2 separate regions of the Homo sapiens genome follow, and region 2 is linked to region 1. A link is an interaction called in ENCODE POLR2A ChIA-PET data of the cell type or tissue named here. Cell type or tissue: PC-9. All regions are shown on one strand. Each heading gives the region's core, and the rest is flanking DNA. Links, peaks and the distances in the headings are about the cores only.

The links. ChIA-PET counts read pairs that join two places held together with the same protein. Peaks named below come from ENCODE experiments on the same cell type or tissue, not always from the same donor. Only the 100,000 strongest peaks of a DNase experiment are listed, where the experiment ranks them.
Region 2: POLR2A ChIA-PET joins it to region 1 with 5 read pairs; 5 of 35 experiments call an interaction of 5 or more read pairs at or near these places.

Annotation. Positions count from the first base shown.
Region 1 is chr16:87,858,321-87,862,697 of GRCh38, forward strand. The region is part of intron 1 of SLC7A5 (solute carrier family 7 member 5); the gene reads right to left. Among named protein-coding and RNA genes, the nearest start is that of MIR11401, 6.6 kb to the left of the region's middle. RefSeq lists enhancers at 2,185-2,942, 3,701-4,377. In PC-9, for the core only: no CTCF peak of the experiment used is centred there; a DNase peak (open chromatin) is centred at 2,421.
Region 2 is chr16:87,723,239-87,727,547 of GRCh38, forward strand. KLHDC4 (kelch domain containing 4) reads right to left here. Exons shown (of 12, transcript NM_017566.4): 7 at 3,527-3,686. Among named protein-coding and RNA genes, the nearest start is that of KLHDC4, 41 kb to the right of the region's middle. RefSeq lists enhancers at 1,257-2,456, 2,089-2,178. In PC-9, for the core only: no CTCF peak of the experiment used is centred there; no DNase peak of the experiment used is centred there.

The DNA of each region.
Region 1 (4,377 bases), core at 171-4,170:
AGCATGAGTATCTTCAGGGCACAGATGAAGCCGTGGGCACCAGTGATAAGGAGTTGCCACTGCTGGCTAAGTGCGGAGCCTCACACATCTGTGGTCCGGAAACCCACGCCCCACTCCAAACCCTCTACAGCTCCAACAGTTATGCTAACAAGAAAAAGGAGTGAAAACCCGCTCCAGTCACGGTATTGTGGAGGTGGAAGGACACTTGTGGCAGCCAATCCAACACCTCCATTTTATAGCCGGGGTAAACGTAGTTCAGAGAGGTTGTCCCACTTGGTGAAAGTCACACAGCAGTTCCTGGGCGGCAAAGTGAGGACATCCAGGTCTCCTAAATCTCACCCTCGTGCTCTGGCCACTTGACTGGGATTTTCAATCCCGGCTGTCAAAGAGAAGCACCAAGTCCACTTGGGCTCCTGGCCAGCGTCCAAGCCAGTCCAACTCAACAGCAAGCGGAAGCAAATACCACACAATGAACTCGTTGAACAGACTCTGCGCTCAGGCTTAACCAGTGCACAGCCTGTACACCCGACAGGAGGATGCAGCTGTTCCAAGCTAAGGCCAGGGCCTCTCCCCAATCCCGATGGGCTCTGCAGATGCAGTGATGGAAGAATCCCTGGTGACGGGGAGCCCTTAGCTCTGAGCAGGACCTGAAGCCATCTCAGGGCTTGCACCGGCCCAGATGCTGCTGCACAAGTGCTCCAGGGGCTCCTGCCCTGCCCTCCTCACCTGCCCCCTCACCTGTCAGGGATGTTTGATTCCTGGCTGGCCCCTCCCCTACCTGACCCCTGCCAAAGACCCACGTCACCCCAGGCTTCCAGCTCTGAAGCAAACGACCAGAGAAGTCAAGCGCCTGGCTCCGGGCCACACAGCTTGAGGGACTCAGAGCTCCAGGGACAGTGCCCGGGCCCTGCTCAGGCCTTCTGCAGAGGCCCTGGGCTCTTCCAGTTGACTCAGCTCACAAGGCCCCTACACGGTAGCAGGTGAAGACAGGGCCCCAAGAACCCTCAGGCTCTGAAGCCACACATGAGAGCCGTGGACAGAATCCTGCATTGGCCTCCAGCAGCTCGAGAGCACAGGGACAAAGCTGGACTGGCCCCGGGGTCACCATGGCCTTGGTTTTGTAGCAGCTGCAGTTTGAGCACGTACACCAAAAATAAAATTCTAAGCCCCGTAACTGACTAAAGGGACCCCTCCTATTGCCAAAGGGATATTCCAAAGTTAACCTGAAAAACGAGCTCAGGTCACGATGGGAAGAGGGGGTCACACAGGCCTTGTTATACCCCCTCCCTCTGGAATTCAGGTACAGCGGACCAGCACTAACACTCAAACACAGATCTTGGCCTGGCTCAGTGGCTCATGCCTGTAATCCCAGCACTTTGGGAGGCTGAGGTGGGCAGATCACGAGGTCAGGAGTTCGAGACCAGCCCGACCAACATGGAGAAACCCCATCTCTACTAAAAATACAAAATTAGCCAGGCATGGTGGCGGCAGGCACCTGCAATCCCAGCTACTTGCGAGGCTGAGGCAGGAGAATCGCTTGAACCGGGTTGCAGTGAGCTGAGATCATGCCACTGCACTCCAGCCTGGGTGACAAAAACAAAACAAAACAAAACAAAACAAAACACAATATTCGTCTCCACAACCTCCTGTCTTACCCAGATACTCCTTTCTATTGATACCAGGTCTTTAGCTAATAACTCTTTCAACCAATTGTGAATCAGAAAATCTTTTGCCAGGCACGGTGGCTCACACCTGTAATCCCAGCACTTTGGGAAGCCAAGGTGGGCGGATCACCTGAGATCAAGAGTTCGAAACCAGCCTGACCAACATGGTGAAACCCCCGTCTCTACTAAAAACACAAAATTAGCTGGGCATGGTGGTGCATGCCTGTAGTCCCAGCTACTCGGGAAGCTAAGGCAGGAGAATCACTTGAACCCAGGAGGCGGAGGTTGCAGTGAACTGAGATCATACCACTGCACTCCAGCCCGAGTAACAAAAGCATCTCAAAAAAAAAAAAAAATACACACACACACACACACACACACACACACACACACACACACACACACACACACACACATATATATATAAAGAAAAAGGAAATCTTCGAACCCACCTGTGACCAGGAAGCCCATCCCCGCCTTGGAGTTGTCCCGCCTTTCTCGGCAGAACCAACAAATACCTTTCATGTACTGACTGATGTCTGCCTGTAACTTCTGTCCTTGTAGGAGGTATGAACTCCAGCTGTGGCCCACCCCCTGGGGCACATGTCCTCAGGGCCTCCAGGCCTTGGTCCTCACATTTGACTCCGGATAAATCTCTTCAAACATTTTACAGAGTCTGGCTTTCTCGTTAACAAGCAGCTCACACATACAGTGTCTCAGTAGTGACAGATGCTGGCCCACCCCGAGGTCAGGATGACTCAGCAGGGATCGAGTTTGCGGGCGTCACGCTCCAAGGCCCAGAATAGGAGGTCGGTGCTCATTCCTCACGTAGTGGGCAAATCCTAGGGCAGGGGAGGGGCGGGCAATGCCAGAGAACGGTCCCCACCTGGGGTGGTCTGACGGCCAGGGATGCAGGGAGAGACGCCTCCCACACTCCCGGAGGCACGCACGTGCTGTGGCCACCCCGGAGGGTCCGCCTTCCAGAGGGAGAATTCAGGATTCGGCCAGTATCAGGGAAGGAGACGCTGTGGGGGGCCCTCCTGTTGGAAAAGGGCAGCAGCGGGAAGAGGGTGCTGCCACAGGGCCTCTGGGGAGCGTGCGGGCACACAGTACCAATCTGCATGCATACACGTGTCCTGTCCCTGCAGACGGGCCAGGCAAGGCCTGCCCATGGCCAGCTATCCAGGTGATGCTCCAGGGAGGGCCAGGCCTACTGGGGGGCAGAACCCTGTGGCTGTCCAGGGTACCTGGATGTGAGTCTGGGAAGGATGGAGAAGGGTGGAGGAGCGCAAAGGGCCCCTAGGGGATGCTGGGGAACACAGATGAGCCTCTGACCCACCTGTGTCCTTACCTGGGCCGACTGGGCCACCCAGTCTTGCTGACTGACACCTCCCCAGACCCCTGGCACCCACCAGACTCCCCAGGCGTGGCTTTGTGCTCCCCTATGCCTGATGACAAATGGTGGCCTCAGTGTAGAGGTGGGCACTGTGGCCCCTGGCTCCTGGCTCGCTCCTGCCTCAGTTTCCCCAGCTGTAAATTGGGGATTATCACTGGCTTCAAAGGCTGGAGTGCAAAGTGGTGGCCAAGAGGTGGCCAAGAGGTGCCAAGAGGTGGTCCAAGAGTGTGCCCTACCTTGGACACCCCTCTCCTGGGGGTGGCTCTCAACCTGGCCTGGGCCCCCGGGGGTCTGCGCAACCCACCCTTCTGTGTGAAGGCGGCTGATACACATTTCTGGGCAAGATTCTGCACATTCTGCTGGATTATGAAAGAGGTCTGTGACCCAAGAAAAAAGGGTCACAAGTGCCCGTTAGGCTCTCCTGTGTGGCTCAGGTCATGTGCTTCTGTGAGCTCCCCCTACGGCCTTGCCCCGAATCCCGTGATGCAGCGTGACCTGCCTAGGTGCCGGCGGCACTTTCATGTGCGGCTGGGAAAGTCAGATTTCAGCACTAATCACTGGCTGCCGCCTGCAATGAGCCCACGGCTTGAGCTCTGGGGCCCACCCAGCTCCTTAAACACGCAGAACCTTTGCCAGCTGAGCCAGGATCCCAGCTGTGGGGGGTTGGGGGTGGAGGGGTGCAGGGATCCCAAAACCCAACCCGGGGCCAGGTTTTACACAGGCCTGGACTGAGAAGTGGGGCTACAGGCTACAGGTGCTTGATACCCCAGGGGGGCCCTGGAACAGGCCTGGACTGAGAAGCGGGGCTACAGGTTACAGGTGCTGGATACCCCAGCGGTTGGGGGGGTGGTGCTGGACACCCAGGGGGCAGATAGAGGCAGCCAGGCAGCCTGAAGACCCTGGGGCAAAACACACACAGGCCCCCTCTGCTCTCTGGTCACTGCTAACTGGCCAACTGGCCTTTGAGTCCACTGACCACAGCTAAGCCCACAGCCATCAAAACCCACCCCTTACACCCTTCACCCTTTAGGGAGGGGCTCAGAGACAGTTGTGGCGATTCCTACTTCCACCCATAGCCCCCCGACCCTGGGCCTGTGCCGAGCGTGGGTGGGTGACATCATCTCGCACCCAGAGCTCCAGACTAAAGGAAACCCTGGCTCCTGTCTCTGGCTCTTCCCTCCCTCTCTTTGTTCCCTTGCTCCTTCCTTCTTTTGCCAGAGGAGAAGACAGTGAGGCTGAGGGCTGCTCCATGTGCACAGTGAGCAGGAGATACAGGCACGTGGAGGGACGGTCACAGCCCGTGCAACTGGCACCTTC
Region 2 (4,309 bases), core at 1-4,000, 140 kb before region 1:
TCGCTAATTCTGATAAATCTCTCATGAATCCAAACAGACAAGCTTTTCACTGCAATTCCAAATGCCACAGGCTCAGAGCCAAGAGCTACTGAACTAAGTGGATTGAGATCACCCACCGTCAGACTGAGGGCGGGTGCACGTGGCTGCAGACAGCAGCTGCTGAGAATGACACGCGACTCTGATGAAAGCGATACAGCTTAGCCGGTCTGGCTGTTCACCGTCCTGCTGCACTCTACGACACATCTGCTGGGAGAAAGCACTAGACCGGGGCATCCTGCCTGGCTTTCAGCCAAGTCAGCCTGTTCTCAGTGCCCTCCCACATGCCAGAATATCTAGACAAGCCTGACCGATGCCAGCCACTACTCCAGAAAATAGGGTGATTTTCTCTGTGCAGAACAAAAGATGACCAAGAAAAAAATCGGGTCATTCCGATCAACTCGGTACAATCTCTGACCAACTGCCATTAAAAGGCTGAAATCCTTTATTGCCAAGGCAGCAGAATGAACGTGGATCAGAATGGAGAAACAGACCTATGTTCCTGCAGGCATGTGATTTTCAACAAAGGTTCCTAAGGTATTCAATGGAGAATAAAAAGCCTTTTCTTTTTTCTTTTTTTTGAGATGAGTCTTGCTCTATTGCCCAGGCTGGAATGTAGCAGCACAATCTTGGCTCACTGCAACCTCCGCCTCCCGGGTTCAAGTGATTCTCCTATCTCAGCCTCCCGAGTAGCTGGGATTACAGGCACGCCCCACCACGCCTGGCTAATTTTTGTATTTTTCAGTAGACATGGGGTTTCACCATGTTGGCCAGGCTGATCTCGAACTCCTGACCTCGAGTGATCCGCCCGACTCAGCCTCCCAAAGTGCTGGGATTACAGGCGTGAGCCACTGTGCTCGGCCTAAAAAGCCTTTCCAACAGATGCTGCTGAGACAAGTGAGTATCTACATGGGGGAAACAGCCTCAACACTCACCTAATGCTGCTCTTGAGAATTAGTCCCGGGCAGATCACAGGGCTAACTGTGAAACCATATCATTTTTAGAGAAAAATAAAAGAAAATCTTTGTTACTGAAGCTAAACAAGGTCTTCCTGTATCACAGACCGCAATAATCACAAAAGAAAAACGTAATAAATTAGATTTTATCAAAAACTCAAAGCTTCTCATCAACAAACACTTCGGAAGGTGACCAGCCAAGCCACTACTGGGAGGGTATTTGTAATCCACACACCTGAAAAGAACTGGTGTCCAGAATGTCACCTTCTGCAACTCACTAACAAAAACTACAGCCCATTAAAAATAGCAGAAGACATGAACACACACTTCAGGAAAGACAAGCTCATGAAAAGCACTCAACACCAGCAGTCATGAGAGAAATGAGAATTAAAACCACGAGGTACCACACATCCACCAGAGCAGCTAAAAACAGAAAGACTGACGCCATTGGGGCTGGTATGAACAGGGGGCAACTGGAACTCCCCAACATTTCCAGCACAAGTGGAACCGGCCACTGCTTCGGGAAGAGAGCTGACCATTCCTTATTAAATAACACCCACACCCACACCCACCCCAGGGCCCAGCAGCTCCACTCCAGATATCTATTTACCCAAGAGAAACCAACACACGCAGCCACTCAAAAGATTATTATGGACGTGCTCATAGCAGCTTCAGTCACAGCTGCTTCCAAAGGCTGTGTCTTCTGAAGAACGGAAACAGCCCAGGTGTCCAACGAAAAACAGAACCACAAACTGTGGGACAGTCATATAATGGAACACTTCAGCACGAAGCAGCAATGAACAGAAACATGCAACACGTGGGTCTGAAAAGCTGAGGGAAAGAAGACTGGCCCCACACATCTGGGTGACTTGTTTAGCAGAAGCTCCAGGACAGGCAGATCTATTACGGTGGGAAAATCAGAGCAGCGTCACCTCTGGGCGGAGGGGAGGGTGGGCAGCGGGGCCGAGTGGGAAGGGCACGGCAGGATCAGGGTGTGAGTCACACGGTGCCCGCACTTGTAAAAATGTGTCCCCTCACTGTGGGTCAATGACGCATAGGAAATTACCACCGACTACAGGCGCCCGCCACCACGCCCGGCTAATTTTTTGTATTTTTAGTAGAGACGGGGTTTCACAGTGTTAGCCAGGATGGTCTCGATCTCTTGACCTCGTGAGCCGCCCGCCTCGGCCTCCCAAAGTGCTGGGATTACAGGCGTGAGCCACCGCGCCCAGCCTAAGCATAGCAAAATCTTAATAGCAGGATCTAGGAGGAGTATACAGGTGTTCCCCGTAAAATTCTTTCAAAAGTTAGCTGTGGTTGAAAATTTTCAAAATACAAAGGATTTTTTAAACCCCTACAGTGAGATACTACTTCATACCTCTCAGATTCACAGAAATGTAAAGGTTGGCAGAGTGTGAAATGGGAGTGAAGCAACAGGAACACTTGAGTTCCGAGGACAGAGCCTGTGCCAGCCGCCTCTGTGAAGCACACGCCCCACGAGCAGCAGGCACATGTGAGGAGCACACACTCCACGAGCAGATGCCAGTACACGTGCAGAGCACACGCCCCAAGAGCAGGAGGCTCCGGGGTGGGCGCGAGAACATTCCTGTCAGCACTGTTCTCAGGTTACCAAAGAAACAAGCCCGTTAACAGGAGCGAGGAGAATTTCATTCCACAGAGACTACTACACAGTAGTGAGCGTCCATGGTGCAGGAAGGAGACCCTCAGAACACAGAATCGCTCACACTGCACTGCTGACAGGGGTGTGGAGAACAGAACAGGGCCCTAACACGGCACCAAGTTCACAGAGGAGCCGATTAACACTATCTCTATTTCTAATTCTATACAAAGAACTGTTTATATTCAACCAATGAGTAATCCCATGTGAAAGCTTCAATGTTCATGAAACTGAAGAGACCACAGACAGCAGCGCCTATTTTCCCACGCCGCAACTCACCCGTCTCCCCACCCCGCGCCTCGCCCGTCTCCCCACGCCGCGCCTCGCCCGTCTCCCCACGCCGCGCCTCGGCCCGTCTCCCCACGCCGCGCCTCGCCCGTCTCCCCACGCCGCGCCTCGCCCGTCTCCCCACGCCGCGCCTCGCCCGTCTCCCCACGCCGCGCCTCGCCCGTCTCCCCACGCCGCGCCTCGCCCGTCTCCCCACGCCGCGCCTCGCCCGTCTCCCCACGCCGCGCCTCGCCCGTCTCCCCACGCCGCGCCTCGCCCGTCTCCCCACGCCGCGCCTCGCCCGTCTCCCCACCCCGCGCCTCGCCCGTCTCCCCACGCCGCGCCTCGCCCGTCTCCCCACGCCGCGCCTCGCCCGTCTCCCCACGCCGCGCCTCGCCCGTCTCCCCACGCCGCGCCTCGCCCGTCTCCCCACGCCGCGCCTCGCCCGTCTCCCCACGCCGCGCCTCGCCCGTCTCCCCACGCCGCGCCTCGCCCGTCTCCCCACCCCGCGCCTCGCCCGTCTCCCCACCCCGCGCCTCGCCTGTTTCCCGGTCCCACGCCTTGCCTGTTTCCCCACCCCCCGCCTTACCTGTTTCGAGTAGCCCCCATAGACGACGATGCCGCCCTGGGGAGTGACGGACATCTGGCAGCCTGATCTGGGTGTGGGCCCCGTCCCTGACGGGGACAGCTTGCTCCATGTGAAGGTGTCCAGATTAAAGGCATACACGTCGTTGTAGTAGATGTAATCCCTGGTTAGAAGAACAGCAGCTGTCAGGGTCCGTAACATTGGGAAAAGCCCTGACATTAAAAACTGAACTGATTTAAATTAAAGGTAAATTTCCTACTGTTTGGGGAAAAACTCAAACCATTTTTCTCCTCTGCTCTTACACCAACACAACAATCAACACAGAAACGTGGCCGCTTTCCCTGCAACGAGCCAGAGACGCCAGTCAGGTCTCCTCAAACTCAATCTTGACGCAATCTACCTGGAGACAGGGCAACATTTTCACCTGTTTAATTCAAGTTTGAATTGATATGAAAGGACCACAAGCACGTATGAGTTTGCATTTGAAAACCGGAAATAATGCTGGCCCACAGAGGCAGAGGAATTTAATCTGAAAGCCATACTGCGTTTTCTTACACAGTTAACACAATCAGAGACAATTCCATTAGGTTATTAGGTGTGCAACCGTAAGGGCAGCAGTGAATGGCGCCTCCAAAGGGATGATCAGAACGGAGGTGTGAGCAGCCTGGCAGCAAGGGTGGTAAGGCCCCACAGTGGACTGGAGGGGTGAGCGAGGGGACTGGGCGCTCCAGGGAAACTGAAGACCACAGAAGCCGACCCTCTGTGCCCGAAATCACAGCGCGGCAA